Regions from separate parts of the Mus musculus genome. Here all the other regions are linked to region 1. Evidence: chromatin loops called from intact Hi-C (ENCODE). Cell type or tissue: left cerebral cortex. All regions are shown on one strand.

Region 1 (5,000 bases):
ATTCTGACATTGTTTTTACTCCGTCCCGGTGTGTTCCCAGGGAATCTGCCTCTCTGGTGCCCTCCTCACACTCCATCTGTTCTTTGTCCCCAGGTTCACCTCTTCTGCTTCTAGCCAGTCTGCTCTGCTTTTGCTCCAGGACTAGAAGCACAAAGGCAGAAGAAACCTTTTTCTTTCCTTTTTCTTGCCCACAATCCCCTCTCTCACAGCCTCCACCAGCACTGAACAGTAAATTAACAGTGGCAGGAGGAAACCCACATTAACCCTTGCTTGGTAACAGAGGAGTCAGAAAGTACTGGTAAAGAACTGGCACAAAGGATATGCACACATATGTTCAGCAAACCCGGGAGGCTTGGTGACATTACCTACTAGGTTCTCACCTATTAAGGCTTTAGTCCTGCTGAGGCATTTATCCTTCCAAAGATTCTTGATATGATAGGTCATCGCCATCTGGCACCGCCCCCATCCACTATAGTCAGCAGACCTTAGCAGCAAGCTGGTACTGCTCCCTCTGCTGAATGCATCCAACCATGATGCTGTTGTTGCAAAAGGCTCCTGCTCTGTGCTTAGAGAGTGTTGTTTTAGAGAGCTTCCTGTCACTAAGAGGAAAGCAGCTTCATTGTATTACACACAAAAGTTTAGTCATTTAAGTTTTCAGGCTCAAACTTGTGATGGCATGGGTAGAGACTTTGGAAGGTTGTCAGCATACGATGGGGGAAGTACTCACAGTGTATGATATTAATGATCCTTATAAAAGAATAAAGACACCAGAATTCTCTTTAATCAGGCCTTTGCAAGAAAATCACCAAAGAAACCAGACATTTTACCCTCCCCAAATACTAAAGACTCTTAGTCTTGATTTGGTCTACCTACCCTCCATAACTGAGACACCTTTGTTTATTGTGAATTAACCACTGAGATTATGATACTTTCTGTGATACCAACATGAATGGTCTGGGACATTGTGATGTTCCTTGCTGAGCACAGATAGCATCTGTCGACCACCACTCTCTCTGTGTTTAATCATCATTGTCGACTCTCCTGGATTTGGTCATGTCTGCAAGGACATTTTCTGGATTTACATGAGGAAGGAAGGCACATGGTAAATGTAGTAGCCCCTTCACTACGATGAGAGTCCATACAGACCAAAGTGGGGAAAAGAAGAATGCCATCTGAATGCCAGCATTCCCCTCTCCTTCCTGCTCTATCCAGATGTGAGCCACATCTGCCACAGCCATGAGCTGGTATAACACCATACCTTCCTTTCATGACAGACTATATTCCAGTGAACTGTTTGCCAAAATACCCACTTCTGCCCATTTGATTTTTTGTGTCAGGTATGCAGCAAATACCTGCACTCTATTTTATGATCATTATTTCTGAGTAGCCATAACAGTCAAGAGCTACATGGTAAGTAACAGAATCAGGTATGAGAAGAGGCCTAAAATGGGGTAAGAGGACTGAGGGGAGCATAAACTTGTCAAGGGGAAGCTATTATAGACACAGCAGGCCCCATATAACCACCAAAATATATGACTAGAATCCGGCTCACAGAATGTCTCGTCAGTCTGCTTAGAGGCAGGATCCAGTGAACCACATCTCACCCGTGGAAAATCATTCATGGCCAAAGCAGCACAGATGGGCTAAAGAGACTCTCCTAAGTCTTAGCGTATGTGTGTGTGCCTGTGGCCCTCACACTTCCTCTGCAGGGGAAGAGACAAAAACATTTATAGAATGAGGACAAGTTCCATAGTGAACTTAAAATATGAATCAACACAATGAAAATGGCTAACCTGAGGAGGACCTTGTGTTTCTGCCCTTTATTATTCCCATCGAACAGAGAGTAGGGCTCACAGTAGGGCAAGTTATTTTCTTTTGTTCTGTGTGAGCCAACGTTTCTTCTGTGAGGTTACTCAACCAGTCAGGATTATTACCTACCAAACACCCCTGTAACCTACAAGATAAAATTACAGAATATGAAAAATATTCATATACATTAAAATGAAAATATCTGCATTTGACATGGGGAGGGCATAGGGTACATTTATATAATATAACAGTTTTATTCTAAAATTTCTTCCTTTACTTTTCTCCCTTTTCCTTGACTAGTCCTTTCACATGAAAATCTTTTAAACTTCCAAATTTTAAACGTAATATTAAAATGCAGAGATTCATTCCTGGCAATCTTTTCTTACTAAAATGGTGAGATAGCTGGTGATCTGCATTTGCCTACTCAAAAATATTAAAAATCATATTAATAGCAATTCAAATGACCTATAACCAAGGACTCTACTTTTACTTTAGCATACAATTTCTTTTAACATTACAGGTTCAAATAGGTGCTATCATCTTAGCTGACATTAAAAGTACCACAAGTATTTTTCCCATATGTTGATTATATAGGAGGAAAGGACTATGGGAAATTCATAGCTTTTCATCTTTATTTAAAATAAGTGGAATGACTCATGTTCGCTAAGTCTTCTACCATCTGCATAACGCCTCACTTCAGGAGAAGTTGCAATGAATATATCACTCAGACATTTTGTCCCTGTGAAAAATACTGAGAGTAACAATTTAAAGGAAGGAAGATTTATTTTGGATCTTTATGGTCAGCTGGTCCCATTGTTTTTAGGCCCATGCCAGAACAGAAACGTTATGGAGAAAAGATGTGGTTCACAAAAACTGTTCCCCTCACAGCCTCTGAAGCAAAGACAAGTATGCCCATCCCAGAAGGCTTAATCGTTCCTTCCCTTTTAGCCCATCTGGAGCCCCAGCCTGTTGGAACAGTGTCCAAGAATGGAGTTCTGTGATGGGAATTCTGAGTGCTTGTGAGAAAACTCCAGGGAAACAAGACCAGAATCTTGTGACCTCAGTTGTTTTTAATTTCCTTATTTGTTTGTTTATTTATTTACTATTTCTTCTCTCATACAATACAATACATCCTGCCTGCAGTTTCTCCTTTGTTATTTGTTGTTTTATGTCTTTTCTTATATAATACATTCTGTCTGTAGTTGCCCCTCTAGTTCCTCCAACATACCTCCCTTCTCCTCCAGGTCCATTCCTCCTCCATTTCCCTTCAGCAAAGAGCAGGTCTCCAATTGTCTTAGTCAGGGTTTCTATTCCTGCACAAACATCATGACCAAGAAACAAGTTGGGGAGGAAAGGATTTATTCGGCTTACACTTCCATACTGCTGTTCAACACCAAAGGATATCAGGACTGGAACTCAAGCAGGTCAGGAAGCAGGAGCTGATACAAAGGTCATGGAGGGATGTTCCTTACTGGCTTGCTTCCCCTGGCTTGCTCAGCCTGCTCTCTTATAGAATCTAAGACTGCCAGCCCAGAGATGGTCCCACCCACAAGGGGCCTTTCCCCCTTGATCATTAATTGAGAAAATGTCTTACAGTTGGATCTCATGGAGGCATTTCCTCAACTGAAACTCCTTTCTCTGTGATAACTCCAGCTGTGTCAAGTTGACACAAAACTAGCCAGTACAATTGACCCCTTGTCAACTTGACACACAAACACATCACTAGTAAGCCTCAACCCTTACATTCTTATTCATCCCCAAGGTCTAAATAACTTTAAGCGTCCCACAGTCTTTACATATTCTTAAATTTTCAATCTCTTTAAAATATCCATCTCTTGTAAAATCCAAAATCTTTTTACAATTAAAAGTCTCTTAACTGTGGGCTCCACTAAAATAGTTCCTTCCTTCAAGAGGGAAAATATCAGGGCACAGTCACAATCAAAAGCAAAAATCAATCTCCAACCATCCAATGTCTGGGATTCAACTCACGATCTTCTGGGCTCCTCCAAGGGCTTGGGTCACTTCTCCAGCCATGCCCTTTGTAGCACATCCATCGTCCTCTAGGCTCCAGATGCCTGTACTTCACTGCTACTGCTGCTCTTGGTGGTCATCTCATGGTACTGGAATCTCCAAAACACTGCATGACCCCTTCCGTACTGGGCCTTCAGTTGCAACTGAGGCTGCACCTTCACCAATGGCCTTCCATGGCCTCTCACAGTGCCGAGCCTCAGCTGCTTTGTGTGACCCCCTTCATGCCTTCAAACCCCGTACCACCTGGGTGACCCTTACATATTACCAAGTCCCGCTGCAGCAGGAGTACAACCTTGGCCATCTCTGGAACACAGCCTCTTTGTGCTCTCAGAAAACACTTCCCAGAAGATGTCACCTCAATGATGCTGGTCTCTTCTTAATCACCGCTAATTTCTTAGCTCCAGCTAACCAGCATCAATAGTCCCAGTAATGCCAAGTTTTTGCTTTGGTAGTTCTGGTATCTTGTTAATAACAGCTGATTCTTCAGACCCAGCTAACCAGAACTACAGAATCTTCACAATCAAAACAGCAATGGCCCTGAAAAGAGTCTTTAATTTTCCCTCTGAAGTTTCACAAACCAGACCTCCATCTTCTGCAATGTTCTCAACATTATCTTCCAAGCTCCTACACAACATCCCACAGAGCTCTTATCAACGGATGAATCTTCAAGCCCAAAGTTTCAAAGTTCTTCCACAGTCCTCCCAAAAACATGGTCAGGTTGTCACAGGAATACCCCACTCTGCTGGTACCAATTTGTCTTAGTCAGGGTTTCTATTCCTGCACAAACATCATGACCAAGAAACAAGTTGGGAAGGAAAGGATTTATTCGGCTTACACTTCCATACTGCTGTTCATCACCAAAGGATGTCAGGACTGGAACTCAAGCAGGTCAGGAAGCAGGAGCTGATGCAGAAGCCATGGAGGGATGTTCTTTACTGGCTTGCTTCCCCTGGCTTGCTCAGCCTGCTCTCTTATAGAACACAAGACTGCCAGCCCAGAGATGATCCCACCCACAAGGGGCCTTTCCCCCTTGATCATTAATTGAGAAAATGCCTTACAGTTGGATCTCATGGAGGCATTTTCTCAACTGAAACTCCTTTCTCTGTGATAACTCCAGCTGTGTCAAGTTGACACAAAACTAGCCAGTACACCAATATAAT
Region 2 (5,000 bases), 280 kb after region 1:
AAAGAACTCTTTCAAGCCCTCTCCCTGCTATCTTGCCCATCCTCGACTTATTCTTTCTGTTCCTCAAACCACCCCTGTCACATATCAGCCTGCATGTCATTCCCAGACACAATGGCTCATCCCCTGTAGCTGTGTGGTTTTTTTCCATCGCTTACCTCAGATCTTCACTCTAACATCCCTTCTCAAGCCCATCTCAAGCACCTAAACGAAGTTTGTACCCTGATCTCATGGGCCGGACTCTCCTTCTTCTTGCTTGGCTATCTTTCATAATAATTACACAGCCCAACTCCTCTGCTATTTAGTGTCTGTGGAGTGTCTGTTCCTATTCATTAAAATATTAACACTATGAAAGCAAGGATTTTCGCCTGCCTTGGCAGACAAAAGCACCTACAGGGGAAGTCTGACCACTACATTTACACACACACACACACACACACACACACACACACACACAAGAAACTAAAAATTCAAAATTCTACCTACCTTGACTTGCCCCAGTGGCTATGAAAAGATGTTTCAGGCATTAAGAACTCAGTATGTACAAAGAAAGCATGAATTAGTGCTCTGACAAAACTGACCTACAAGCATTTTTCTGAAACATTCATCACCATATTTATGTTCAAACAAAACTAAACATTTATTGTACTAGGCCCTAAAAAATGATTAAGAGTTTTTCATCTCAGATCGTTGGCTTCCAACTGCCTCCCAGGTCATCTCAGGACAACGGATGTCACAATGTTGCTCCCACTTACTTAATCGACTTAGTACTTCCAACAACATCTGCTGCACACCTGCCTACATGACACAGATGGACAGCAGAGGAAACCCAAGTCCAGGAGCTGAGCCTGGGCAGTGGCACAGTGCCTTAAGTAAAGATGACACAATTCTTTCAGGTTAAGAGTCAAGGCTGGGGTTACATCTCAGGCAGAGAGCACATGCTTGGCACACAGGAGGCCCCTGGGTTCAATCCCCAGAACTCTGAGCAAAGCATGATAATAATAGATATAGACTTGTTGCACGGATGAAGAAAGATCCAAAGAAGCAGTATATGTTGTCTGTGTGTTCAGACAGAGCCACAATAGCAATGTTGCCAAGTGGCTTGTTCACCAAGCGAAACAGCTCAAATGATCTATTTTCAATAAACAATTCACATCCTATGTAAACATTTACAATGAATCTATACTGCTTGAATGAGCACCCCATACACTCTGTTTGTTTGTTTTTCCAGACCTCCAAAACCTTCTGCTTTCCTCAGCATCCAAGAGAAATCAATAAACACTATACAGTCCCTAACTTCCTTTCATTAGTAAAATGAGGTCTGACATTGTCACTAAGCACCTGAACATACAATGTGCCTTTATAGTGACTAAAACTTGCTGTGCATTTCCATACCTAACAATGCTGTAAAATATACTGGACAAAGAAGACAGGGGTGGAGAGGTGGGACATGGGAACAAAGGCAGGTAAGCAAACTGTCCCCTGCCTCATGGTGGTTCATGCTGCTGGACCTAGCACTTGGGAAGCTGAAGTAGAGGGTTAGCTCTAAAACATGCTGAGCTACATCATGAGAGCCAGCTAAGAGAAGGGGGAAAAGAAAGAGAAACAAAAAGGGGAATAGAAAGAATAAGAAAGAGAGACAGAAAGCTATACATTTGAAACCTAGCTCGGTCTTTTGAATGTGACAAGCTTAGTTTATGTAAATAACTGTGTCTAGTGTGTCCTGAAATGCCCAGGAAACCGAACACGGAGAAGGCGACAGAGAGTTGTTTCCACTACTACAGAACAACAGGTGGGGAAACTGGACAACACGAAGGGCTCAGTTGCCAAGTAACTAAAACTGACTATGAGCATAAATGGGATAGTTAAGGTATGATTACTGTCCTTACCAGATAAGAGGAGAAATATGGCAGTGTGCTCTGTAGTATTATACCACCCAAGCCAAACGACTAAAATGACCTCTCACCTGAGCTAGACACAGTAGCTCCACATAGGCTGGACTACAGCCCCTGCCCGGCGGACCTTAGCTCAGACTGGTGAATGGACCTATCTCCCTTGAGCACTCTGATCTTTCTTTTACCTCAAGGAAATGACTCCTACTGTATGAAGCATTCTAGAAAGGAAACTGGAAATGGTCAGACAGACAACTCCAGGAAGGCATGCACAGGCCAATGGTCCACAGTTCCCTCCAAATTCTCCAGACAGCTCCCAAGCCCCTCCCTACTCAAAGAGGTCCATCATCAACTAGTACTTAACTAAGGCAAACGGAAAATCTCCGGCCCAACAGTCAGATGCTTTGCTCTCAACAGTGACTTACTTCCTCTTCCCAGTCTTCTCACCCTCTACCGACCCACTCTTTAAACTACATTCCAGCAAGAATGCACAGCAATTGGTATGACTTCTCTCATACAACACGCAGATGTCACCAGCTCCATAGAGTGCTCCTGGACATCAGAAAACATTTCAAGAATCTCCTAAGTGCTGCCTAAATCTGCATGACTCGCCCACACTACTCCCCCCTCCACATTCCTCAAGCATGACTTGTTGCTCTGAATATTTCAGGAAAAATCACAAAAAATAAGATACCAAAAACAATCATATAACCAAAGCAATCTCACCAAAAACAGTCATATAACAATTCAGTCAGCACCCCCCACACACACATATACACATATACACACATATTTAGTACTTGGGTCAAAGGCAGGAGTAACATTAACTCTATCTACTTAGACATTCAATCTGCCTCCACCCCAATACCACAATGCTACAGAAATTTTAATAAGCTAAGTGTTACTTTGCAGAATATAAAAATGATGAGGATTTTTTTATTGCAATTAAGCACATTATTTATGCAGAAGCTAAGGGATTCTTTATTTACTTTATGTGGTTGTACTAAAGAATGCTCTTTCAGAGGCTAGTAACTAATAATCATGCAAATAACTAATAATCAGTTACTATGTTAATTTAAAATCTTTATAATATCTTTCGTGTAACCAAGATTTTCATCCCAGTTCAAAAAGCAATTTGGCTTCTTCTTTATGACTAAAAAAAAAAATATCTTCGGGGGGGAAAATATGTGTGTGTGTGTGTGTGTGTGTGTGTGTGTGTGATATAGACATATACTGAAATAAATGACAAAATGCTAATAATCAAGAACACTAATATTGAAACTCACAAGGCAGGTTATGAGTAAGGGGAAGCATGTAGTTTATATCACTGCTTTGAATGTCAACCAACAGTACACTATGAACTGCTGTATTCCCTCCAACCACATTGGATTGGAATGAATGTATCCTTGGCAGAGCAGGCAATTCCTAGGCATGAGGCTTTTTAGAAAATCACCTCTTTTGATTTTCACAGCAATCCTACAGTTTGGGGCATAAGTTTTCTTTTTCAGAAAGTCTGATGGCCTAAGATGAAGGAGGTAAAATGGCCACTCAGAGTCAAACACCAAGCGAATAGCTAGGCTAAAATCCAAGAGATGGTTGTATGCCCTGGCAGTATATGCTGGACAGAATGTGGCACATGCCTATAATCTAGCACTTGGGAGTGGAAACAGGAGATGCGTGAGTTCAGAGAGAACAGGCATTACTTAGTGAGTTCAGGGCCACCCTGGACATGAGACCATGCCTCAAAAATTACTTAGCCAAACCAAGTGATTAAAATAAATAATAATCCATGCTAATGCCAATTTAAGTGCAAACCTCAATGAATTTAAAACTCATCTCCCCCTTCCATTATAGAGGATGCTTACTAAATGGAAGACACAGAAGCAGCTCAATTTATCTTCTGAAAAACCAATTTTGATCCTGTCACTTACTAGCTTAAAGTCTCTGATGCCTTCCAGACACACAAATAAAAGAGGAAAATACAAAACAAAACAAAACAAAACAAAACAAAACAAAACAAACAAATCAACTCAGAACGCTGGGCTGGCTAGCCCTGAACTTGGTTCAAGCTACCCTGCCATGGCTAAATGTCAATCATACTTGCATCTCCAAGGAGATACATTTGATATTTCTAGGCCACTGAATCTTCCTGGCACTCAGACCTCAGGAAAAATGTCACATTCTTAAAGGTACATTCCCTGACAACCCAATCTAAATGGGCGTCCCATGCTCGCACCTAAGCCGCCCTTCAGCTGTTTTATTAGCTGCTTTATCCCTCTCTGAAATTACCTAGTGCATCTCTTTCTCTGTTTAAAGTTTATCTCCCCCCTTTCAGATCCGAACAGGAGGAGAAATTGACAAGTCTTGCTGACTAGGAATGCACAGCATCTCTAAATGCGCCTCTTTTAGAGCAGGGGCTCCTTGAAGAAGTGTTTGCTGAATGGACAACGGGACACTGGGTGCCAAGCAGCGTCATATGCTCTTAGACAGACAACTCCTCCTCAGAAAGTGGCTTACCTATGAAGAACAGTTGTCTTCTGTAGTTACTCTCTCTACATACGTTTCCAAAGACAAAAAGGATTTAATGCAATATGTATGTGATCAAATACTTTGTGGTTTCCAGAAGAGGAAAATAAATGAATTCATAGACCAATATAATATTGAAGTCTACTTATGCTTTCTTCAAGAAAAAAAGAGAGGCATATACATTAACAGAGGGATAGCCCTTTCTTTTCTCTCTCTCTCTCTCTCTCTCTCTCTCTCTCTCTCTCTCTCTCTCTCTCTCTCTCTTTTCTCTCCCTCCAGTGTTATTCCTCAGAGCGGAAATGCTCTGTTCAGACACAGCTTGGAAGATATAAACATCATTGAAATTCAAAAGCAGTTCTGAAAGAGAGGATGCCTTAATTGGTATGCAAGAGATGTTTCCTCCCCTGAATACATTATGAACTTGAAGCATGCTAATATGCCATGCTATCATAAGCACCAGATGGGGCAGTAGGCAGTACATGTCCCATCAAACCTCAAGAAGATGTATTAATGTTCATGCTCTTAAAAAAAAAAAAAAAAAAAAAAAAGACTCCTTTGCCTGTGTCCCTAGACTTGCACATTTCT
Region 3 (5,000 bases), 130 kb after region 1:
CTGATCTCTTCTCTCCTCAATGAACTTTTTATCTAGAGATGACAGTGTAACTTTTAGCAACAATAGCAACAAACTAAATTACCTGTATTAAGCTAATAGAGCTGATAAGAAGATAAAGATGGCTGATACTTGATAGCTATCTTCATCCTCAAAGAGTTAATTGGTCATCCAGGCATTGTTAAGCATAGGTTTCTTCTCATGCCAGGAAATGGTAGCTGGATGGCCCAGAGACAGAGGGTAGAACCAAACACAACTGGCCAAAAAAAGTCAATGAAATGACTTTTAATCATAATCTACTATAAATCTACTATAAACCAGTGCCTAAGCCAATCATCTTCAGAGATGCTTTCTCCAGCAGCTGATATGAGACAATGCAGAGACCCAAACATTAGGCAGAGCCTAGGGAACCCCACAGAAGAAGGGGGGTTGATTTTAGGAACCCAGAGAGACCAAGGATGCTAGGATGACATAGCCCACACAATCAATTACCCAGGGCTCATAGAGACTGAAACAGCAATTACAGTCTGCATGGGTCTGTGCTAAGTCCTCTGCATACATGTTGTGGTTGTTTAGCTCATGATTTTGTTGTTGTTGTTGTTGTTGTTGTTTGTTTTTTTGTTTTGTTTGTTCTGTTTTGTGGGACTCCTAACAGGGAGAGAAGGGGTGTCTCTGAATCCTCTGCCTGTTTGGGGGATCCTTTTCCTCCTCCCGGATTGCCTTGTCCAGCCTTGATATGAGGGTTTTGCCTAGTTTTATTGTAAGTTATTATAATGTGTTCAGTTAATATTCCTAGAGGCCCACACTTTTCTGAGAGACAGAAATTGGAGAAGCAGTGGATCTGGAGGAGAAGGAAGGTGTGAGGGGTGGAGGAAGGGGAGGCTGCAGTTGGTATGTATTGTCTGAGAAAACAATAAAAAGGGAGAGGAAGAGGAGGAGGAGAAAGGAGTAAGGGTTAACTGAAAATTAACTCAAACTTGTTTACCTAAACAGAGCCAAGTTTTGGGAAAAGGCAAGGTTGAGTAGTTTCTTGGCCTGAGGGAAATATGCACTTGTTTCCATTTTAAAGTCAACAACTTTTCTTTTCTTTTCTGTTCTTTTCTGTTCTGTTCTGTTCTTTTTTTTTTTTTATTAATAGTTCACTAACAAACCTGGTTGAGTAAGTAGGTCTAGGTTGGTCTAGAACTCACAGAAGTCTGCCTACCTCTCTGCGTTCCTAACGCTGGGACTAAAGGCCTGTGCCACTATGCTCAAGTTCCCTTACTGTTGTCTTTTTCATGAGAAATAACACACTTAAGATTTATTAGATTTCTCCAGAAATCTCAGGTGATTTCTCTTTTAAATTAAAATTCCTGAAAATAGTTGTCTCAGAATGGTTCTGTAAGGAAAAACTGATTAAAATATAAAGCTCTCTCATTTCTTTGTTCCAGTAGCAGTGCAATACATGCAATTCCTGCAAGATCTAAAACCATGAACTACAAGAAATGTAAATATTTTGTATGCTTACAATAAAGTGCACTGATGCCGGTTAATCTATGGCACATGCCTTCTTATTGTTCAACATTTTTTAATTAGAAAGCCCTTGGAGAGTTGTTTGTACATCAATATTTAACAGCACACTCACATCTAAGACAAAAATAGCAGTAATATAAATTTATTATGACGTTCATAAATCATGGCATGTGACTGTCAACCCTTTATTACATTTTTAGTAACAAACATAACATAGATTTATTTTCAGGACATTTCCTTTTTGAGATACTATAAAGCATGTGGTCATTGTCATAGAAAAATATGTTAATTTTCAAGCAATAAGAATATATGAAGTCATATCTATTTTCATAGGGATGAATATTGGCTTCCTGTTCTCCTATGTATTCCATTGCTTTTTCTATATCTTTCTGATAAGCAACTTTCTTTTGAACTCCGGATAGTAGGAAGATATATTCACAGCATTTTGCTTGGCATTTGAACTCAACACACAGCTGGCTTGATTGAAATAACATCAATATAGACAACCGTGACCAAAATTAATTCCTAGTCTGATAGTGACTAACCTACCATTACTGGATCCTAACCATCAGTTTTAAGGTTTATGCTATTTTTTGCTTGTTTGTTTGTTTGTTTGTTTGTTTGTTTTTAGTATGGAATAGAGTTTATTTAGGGCATGAAGCAAAATGTGACTCAAAATTAATGAAATCCAGTTTTATATTTGGATTAGAGTAACTATCATTAAGATGTTTATAGCGGAACAAGCATCAGTGTTGCCTCAATCACTTAATACTGTGTAATTACGCAGACACTCTCAACCCCTGTCCCACATAAAACTGAACTTTTGTACTAGTATCTACTGCAGAGAAGTATCTTAAGGCTTAAAGGCTGCACAGCAGTTCCTGCATAAGCTGTCCAGTGAACATCATATTGTGACTTTTATCACAAACATCTTTTTGGTTCTTCATAGTCACCTGAGGGGTAGGCAGAAAGAAAATATTATCTGCACTTTGCAGCTGGCAAAAGTAAGATCAAACCAATTATAATTATCCTGGGATCACAGACTCAGCAAGTGACATGGGGACAGTGTCACAGCTCTGTTTCTCTTTCCACACTTAGAGTTTCTACCCTCCATTTTCTTATTGAATTAACTTGAATATAATAAATATGATAAAGGCATACTGGGTAGTTTTGATGCTCTTGCACCCAACTCCTCTTTCTTACAGTAACTGCAGCACTGCTTAACTTTAAATCCAGGCACTTGAGTTAGTTCTTAATTACTCCTTCCAGGGACTGGGACAAAAGGCCTAGATTTGCCACTCGGAACTCTGAATTCCCCTGGCTGCAGAAATTGATCCAAGAATAGACAGTTAGATCTGGCCAAGTCAGTCAGAATAAATCAGAGTTAATCTTAGGGCTTTTACTTGAGCAACCAGCAAGGGCTATTTAAACAGAAAGAACAACACCCCCTTCCTTTTGGCTTTAACTTGAGGTGTAGGCTGGAGCAGCTGCTGCCATCTTGTGACCACATGGACCCTAAAAATGAAGCAAAAACATGGAAGAAAGTATGGCCAAGCTGGGCATAAGACCCAGACGAGCTACTATATCCAATATGTAAGCTGCTGAATTCAGATGCACTTGGATTTAGTCCTTTTTAGTTTCTCAGTTATATGAATCAATAAAATACTTTTCTTTGCATAATATCAACCTTTGCCTCCTGAGAAATAGAGCTCTAAAATGGAGCAATAGGAGCATAAAGCCATGTGCTTAACTGGCACATGGGTGTCAGTTCCGTGGCTAACTCTCTTTGTTCAACAGTTGCAAGATTGATCAAGGCGTGCTGACTGAATACCATCAATCATTGTGCACACAGTTTCAGAGAAGGCACATGTTTACTGCCTCATCCCTACCTACTGGCCAGGGACCCTGAGAGATTCCAGTATTATTTATGCTAAGCAACACAAAAGAAAATTTGGGTTTTAGATGCTATTTTATTTAATTCTCTTTTGACCTAAATGCCACACACTTGGAATTGTTTCTGCATAACTGAGTCTTTATGATTGGTGTCATCATGGGCATCCCAGAGAACTTAACAACAATTTGATCATTTGAATAAGTACTAAAAAAAAAACAAACAAAAAAAAAAAAAACAAAACAAAAAAAAAACAAAAAAAACAAAAAACGATATGCCCACACATTTAAGGATCTCTCTTTAATTTCCATCACTACAGAGGAGCAGTGATTTTTTTTTATTGATTTTTGTCTTCCTATAGCATTTTAGCTTAAGTTGTAGCTTTAACTTAACATTTTCAAACCATCCATTCTAGCTACTAACCCACATGTGTTGCAAAAAAAAAAAAATGTACACAAGATGATGTGTTCAAAAGAAAGAGATTGTTACTTCACTATACACATGGAGTTTTGTTAGTTTTTATGTCTAATTATACACAGAGCAGATAGTACATCTGCTTAGGCACTTGGGTTCATTAAGTATGGATATTAGCATACATGTCCACTTCCATTTCATAGATTATTTCTATTTACCTATGATTGCAGGGCAAAAGTCCAGGGGAAAATGAAATCTTTCCTCAATTTGTAACAGAAAGAAAGAAGAGGGAGAGAGTAAGGATGGAGCTGGTCCATCATTTACCAGCCTTCTCCCTGCACTGCTTCTAGTTCCATTCAGGCTCCCAGATGATGAGCTGATACCACTCATGTTCAGAGTGCATCTTCCCTGCTCACTTCTCCAGCCCTCCTGCCACATGTCTCTGGAATCATCTACACAGATGCCCCTAGGACTGTGCTATTCTAGTTTTCTAGGCATCTCGAAGCCCACTAAGGTTGACAACCAAGATCAGCCATGGCAAGTAAGATGGGAACCATGCATGGCATTTGAGCCCATGTGTTTAGAGTCAGGCACTGGGACCCCTCTGCACTGACGTGTGATGTCTAGGCTTCAGCTGTCACCCAGATCAACTAGCACATACAGGAGAACAAAAGACCTTAAAACAAAATCTTGGTAGGCTACATGGCTCAGCACATAAAAGAGATTGCTGCTAATCCTATGACTTGAATTTGAGAAATGACTCCTTTGAATCATCTCCTAATCTTCTAATGAATACTGTGATACATGTGTGCCCCTACATCAGGAAAAGTCATTAATTAAACACATACACACACAAAGAAGGAAGAAAGGAAAGAAGGGAGGAAGGAAGGAAGGAAGGAAGGAAGGAAGGAAGGAAGGAAAAAGAAAGAAAGAATAAGATTCAGACATATATTTTCTTTGCAGTCATAATTGCTACTGACTGTGTTCTGCCAATATGGCAGAAGAAGGGTTTAATTAAGGAGTCTTGACAGCTTGCCATTGACTAAAATGGGAAAGGGAAGAACTGGTCAGCGAGCCTTTTCCAGCCTTCATGAAGCTTTCTTGGTCTTGTTCATTTTCTTTCCCAAGTTATGTCATCCAGATGCAGGATCTTGGTCTCCTAGCTACCATGGAACATTCAGTTTCA
Region 4 (5,000 bases), 320 kb before region 1:
ACACAGTTCTACATCCATCTAAATAACAAAATAGAGCCTTTAACAATGGAAAAATTAACTTCATTAACTGTAGATCCCCAGAGGTCAACAGCCCTAAAGCTTCCTGAGGTAAATGGAAGTTCTTTGTCAATCTGACTTAACTAGTGATTCCTTGTGACCAGGGTCCATTTACCACTTTTTTCTGCAAACTAGGACACAGCAGGACTTACACATTGAGATACTGAATAGAGCGCTTTGAATGTAGGTGGGAGAAGTATTATCCTTCGATTATGGCATGCATATGCTTGTCCAGAACCTTTATCAGCTATTTATTTCTTTTTCTAGTTTTGATTTTAGTTCTTTTTAATTTTTTAATCAATACTTTGAGAATTTTATACAATGTATTTTGATTATATTCACCCTCTACTCCTCCAAGTTCTACCTAATCTTTACCACCCAACCAATGCTAGGCTTTTTTCTTTTAATAACCTTCACGTTTAAAAGAATCTATGTGAATATATTCTTGTATGTGAATATATTCTTGTATGTGAATGTATTTTTGTATGTATATACATGCATATGTATATAATATGTATGTATATAATATATATTATATATATGGTGTGCCCTTCACCAGAATGTTGTCAACTTTCCAAGGGCTACACTCTTAAAGCAACCAGACACTGCCTTTCCAAGAAGCTATCAATTGCCAATATCTCCTTGGTGAGAGATGGGACTTTGTACTATTTTCTCTATCCACACTGGAATTTTTCTGGCTTGAGCTTATAAATGTTTCGTGTAAGCTGTTGATGTGTCCAGAAGATAGTGTTTCCTTGTAGTTATCCTAGCCTCTGGCTCTTTCACTCTTTCTATTCTGTCTTCCACAATAATCTCTGAGCACTGGGAGGAGGGGTATTAAATAGATATTCTATTTAGGGTGAGAGATTCAAAGTATCATATTCTCCTCACCTTGACTGCTTGTGCTCCTCTATTATCTTCTGCAAATAGAAACTTCTCTGATAAGGTTGGAAAGATTCATTAATCTATGATAACAATGTCATTAAGAGTCAACCTAATGCTGCATCATTTTAGCAGAATAATAATAGTAGATTCCTTCTTAGGACCGGTGACTTGTGTAGCAACATATTCTTGGCCTAATACAAGTGCCCGATATGAGTGTCATCTTGTAGAGTGGACTTGAATCCAATCATAACATAGTTGGTTATTTCAGTGGTATTTGTGCCACTATTGTACCAGCGGCATGTCTTCTCAGGCCCATTATTGCTGTAGCTCACATTGCTCATGGCTGGATAAAAATTATAATTCCTTTTTTCCTCCATTAGTGTACATACAATATTGAGTACTATGAAAGCTAGCCAATAGGATGAGTTTTTAGGACAGTACCAGCTTGACTCATCCAGGTTCCATGACTCAACTAAATGATATCTTCAGTAATAGTGTCTCAGCTTAATGTTCTAGAGGGTAACCAAAAGCATTGGCCTGTAATGTTTGGGGATCTATAGGGCTTCACTAGGTAGCACTTCCAAAAGAGCTATCTCATTCTTTGTATGGGGTTTTTTAATGGTTGGCCTCTGGTAGGAGCATTGTTGCCATGTAACAGGACAACAATATTACTATATTTCAACAAAATTTATAGAGTTAAATGTGTGTATGTATGTATGTGTGTGTATGTATATGTGTGTATGTGTGTGTACATGTGTTTGTGTGTGTGTTTGTGTTTAGGAAACTTTTGCAGTAGTAGGCAGGTATCCACATGGGATTTTCAAAAGGTGTGCAGTGTGATTTATCTTTCTAATTTGAGATCCTTATCTGATTCTGAGAACTCAGATTCACACATTTGTTCAGAACAAGACAGTATCTAACCAAATACTGTTTGCTTTCATTAACATTGTTACTATGTTTCTTAGATTCCAACAATCTCAGGGCTGTTAATACTGGCACACCTTATAGATCACTGACAGAAATCGTGACAATAGTTTCTCTCTCTCTCTCTCTCTCTCTCTCTCTCTCTCTCTCTCTCTCTGCACTAGAACTTTTTGGCACATGCCAACTCTTTCCAGAGTCATGTGAGTCCCTGATGCTGTGCTTGCTCCTGTCTTCCTTTCTTTTCTGATTTGCTCACCTGCTTCTCTCTCACTTTTACCAGCATCCAGGTTTAAAGCTAAGTATAAAGACACAGTGTGAAGTAAGAGAAGAGACATGAAAGGAAAGGGGAATAACTAAACCTAAAAAAAAATGTAGATAGAATTCTGGAAACAGATGATAAATCTTTTGAGGAAGAATGGAATCCAAATAAAATTGTTAAAAAGCTCCATCTGTGAACACAAATGCTAGCCAGAGTATGGGGGTGAAGTCAGAAATATTTGAGTATTTACTCTTCCTACCCATGGAATAGTATATAATACAAATTAAAACAATTTAGTAGACACAGTTAAAAGTCTTCAAAGTTATTTCTTAAGAATTTGCTTTTCCATTCATACAACTTTGTAAATAATAAAATTCTAATCTAAATCTAAAAAACTATTCTCAAGTTCTAAGGACTTCATGGAACTTCAGCCTCCTCAGTTCTTCTCCTTGCGGATGTTGCACATTTTTGGAATTGATTTAGAGCACAGTGAAGCACCATCTGTGTGCCATTTACAGTAGGGGAAACGTTTCTTTAAACTATTTATATTCTGAGATTTAAAAAAAAAATTCCCGTTGGACACAGTAGAATCAGTTCTGATTTCAAGAAGAAACTTGGCTTTACTCAATTCACAGTCAAAGAATAGAGAGATAAAACCCTGGCTTAAGGAGAAATCACAATAAACACTGGTGGCCTTTGTAGAAATTAAAGTATAAAGCTGCCAGTTTGTTGAATGAACTGTATAATCCTGATGAATAAGGTGGAGTGAGCACCAATTTGTTAGCGACCAACACAGTCCAATCCATAGGATTCTACTTTGTGATATGAAATACTTAACTGTATACAGATAGTTAGAAGGAACTAAAATCATTAGTGTTAAGCACTTTTATCAATGTGTGGGAAATAGTAAATTAAAACAATTTGATCAACTACACAAACTATTTCAAGGTTTCCTAAATTCTCAATGTTGTGAAAAATTTAAACCTGTGGGTGTTTGTGTGTCTGTCTTTTCTTCATTCCTTCATGGCCCCTGCTGCCTCACGGGGTTTCCAAAACAAAGCTCTGCTAGATATGGCAATGTCTTATGGTTCATTTCATAGGCATTTTGAATGTTTATGTTGACATTATTTCATGAAACCCAAAATTTAAAATAATATAAATGTCCCTTAATAAATGAACAAAAAACTAAAATAATTATCATGTCACCATGAGATATTACATATTCAATGAATGCAATGTATCAAAAGATGGCCTAGTCGGCCATCACTGGAAAGAGAGGCCCATTGGACACGTAAACTTTATATGCCCCAGTACAGGGGAACGCCAGGGCCAAAAAGGGGGAGTGGGTGGGTAGGGGAGTGGGGGTGGGTGGCTATGAGGGACTTTTGGTATAGCATTGGAAATGTAAATGAGCTAAATACCTAATAAAAAATGGAAAAGGAAAAAAATGAATGCAATACTACTACATGCTGCAACATGGATAAACGTGAAGAAACATTATACTAAGGTAAAAGAATTTTCATAAAAGACTCCATGCTGTTTGTTCCTGCTTAAAATAAAATGTCCATAATAGATTAGCAGGGAGAAAGGAACGAGATTACTGCTTGCTTACATCTGGAGGGAATGAGAAGCTTTGAGAATGATGAATAACTTGTAGAATTTCATCTCAGAGCAATGAAAATTATCTGAGATCTAGTGTAATGTTGACTAGTTTATTTTATGCATCTCAGTTTAGAAGGGGATTTTTAACATACCTAGAGCAAAGAAAGCAGAAAAATTAGAAAGATTATAACTCATAAATAATACATATCAATCAAAAATTTCTTAGTACTGTCATTGTATATGAATTTTCATTCACAAGTGAGAAGATGATCAATGTAATGACAGATGAGAGTAGATATATTTGGGGTTTTAATGATTTTTAAAGTTTGCTAAGGTAGTAGACTAAGAACATCACATCTTATCAAAGATTAGTTTTAGACAAAATAGCTGTTTTTCTTAAAGACGCTATTTACAATAATGAGAAGAATCTATTGTTAAAGAATATAGATTAAGACAAAGCTATGTCAATAAAGAGCTACAAAAATTCATCGGGATTTTGTATCTTGCTAATTCCTTTGCTGTGGACAAACTGGGCTAGATTGTTGGTTGAGTATTGTGTTGGTATCAATGAGGCTGGACAAAGAGCAACACTGGTCAAAGACAACTATGCAAAGCATGGACTGAAAAAGAAAACCATTTACAACCAAGATTTCTTTGGATTGGGAAACATGAATGCTATTGTTATCTGGAATGGATAAGCAATGAAGTAAATACTTGGAACAAGCAGAAGAGCTTCTGGGAGGGCAGACCTTAAGAGTGATACCAAACTGATTAGGGAATAAGGATCATTCAAAACATGCCACAACAAGGCTGAAAACCCAGCTTTCAAATAACAACAATGACAATGATAATGATCTTGACTTCCAGAATAGAATCCAATGTTCTTTCAAAGTAGACAATATAATCAGAACACACAATAATGTAATATTATAGTGGCCATCATATGGTAAAATTCAATATAAATGTGGAAAAAGTACTTAGAAGACAAGCCCATCAGCAGAAATACTCAGAAATGATAGGAATTAATGATCAATAGAACTTTTAGATAAAAGGCCAGAAAGTATATATTCTAGTATTTTCATTATATTCCTTTTTAAAGTAAATTCTTTGAGAACTTAATAAAATCTATTTTGACTATATTTACCCCTTCCCAACTCTCGGTAGATCTACTTCCCCACCTGTCCTGTGCACACATCTTTGTGCCTCTTTCCCACTACCCCCATCCATCAAGTCCATTTGTACTGCCCTTATTTTCTTGGATGTGTTGTCTTCC

The links. A loop is a pair of places that touch in the nucleus more often than their neighbours do. Peaks named below come from ENCODE experiments on the same cell type or tissue, not always from the same donor. Only the 100,000 strongest peaks of a DNase experiment are listed, where the experiment ranks them.
Region 2: a loop joins it to region 1, with 2.4 times the contacts of the local background. A loop is called at or near these places in 2 of 42 quality-filtered maps.
Region 3: it touches region 1 in a loop (10-fold over the local background); 2 of 42 quality-filtered maps call a loop at or near these places.
Region 4: a loop joins it to region 1, with 2.8 times the contacts of the local background. A loop is called at or near these places in 2 of 42 quality-filtered maps.

Annotation. Positions count from the first base shown.
Region 1 is chr4:14,073,182-14,078,181 of GRCm38, reverse strand. No RefSeq gene overlaps it. Among named protein-coding and RNA genes, the nearest start is that of Gm24068, 4.3 kb to the left of the region's middle. In left cerebral cortex, no CTCF peak of the experiment used is centred here; DNase peaks (open chromatin) are centred at 486, 1,674, 2,635, 3,060 and 1 more place; H3K27ac peaks cover 1,909 bases.
Region 2 is chr4:13,797,000-13,801,999 of GRCm38, reverse strand. The region is part of intron 1 of Runx1t1 (RUNX1 translocation partner 1); the gene reads right to left. Among named protein-coding and RNA genes, the nearest start is that of Runx1t1, 15 kb to the right of the region's middle. In left cerebral cortex, no CTCF peak of the experiment used is centred here; DNase peaks (open chromatin) are centred at 2,357 and 4,912; H3K27ac peaks cover 746 bases.
Region 3 is chr4:13,947,050-13,952,049 of GRCm38, reverse strand. The region is part of intron 2 of Gm11823 (a long non-coding RNA gene); the gene reads left to right. Among named protein-coding and RNA genes, the nearest start is that of Gm11823, 46 kb to the left of the region's middle. In left cerebral cortex, CTCF peaks have their summits at 2,723 and 2,932; a DNase peak (open chromatin) is centred at 2,947; H3K27ac peaks cover 277 bases.
Region 4 is chr4:14,393,108-14,398,107 of GRCm38, reverse strand. No RefSeq gene overlaps it. Among named protein-coding and RNA genes, the nearest start is that of Gm2560, 100 kb to the right of the region's middle. In left cerebral cortex, no CTCF peak of the experiment used is centred here; DNase peaks (open chromatin) are centred at 2,304 and 2,622.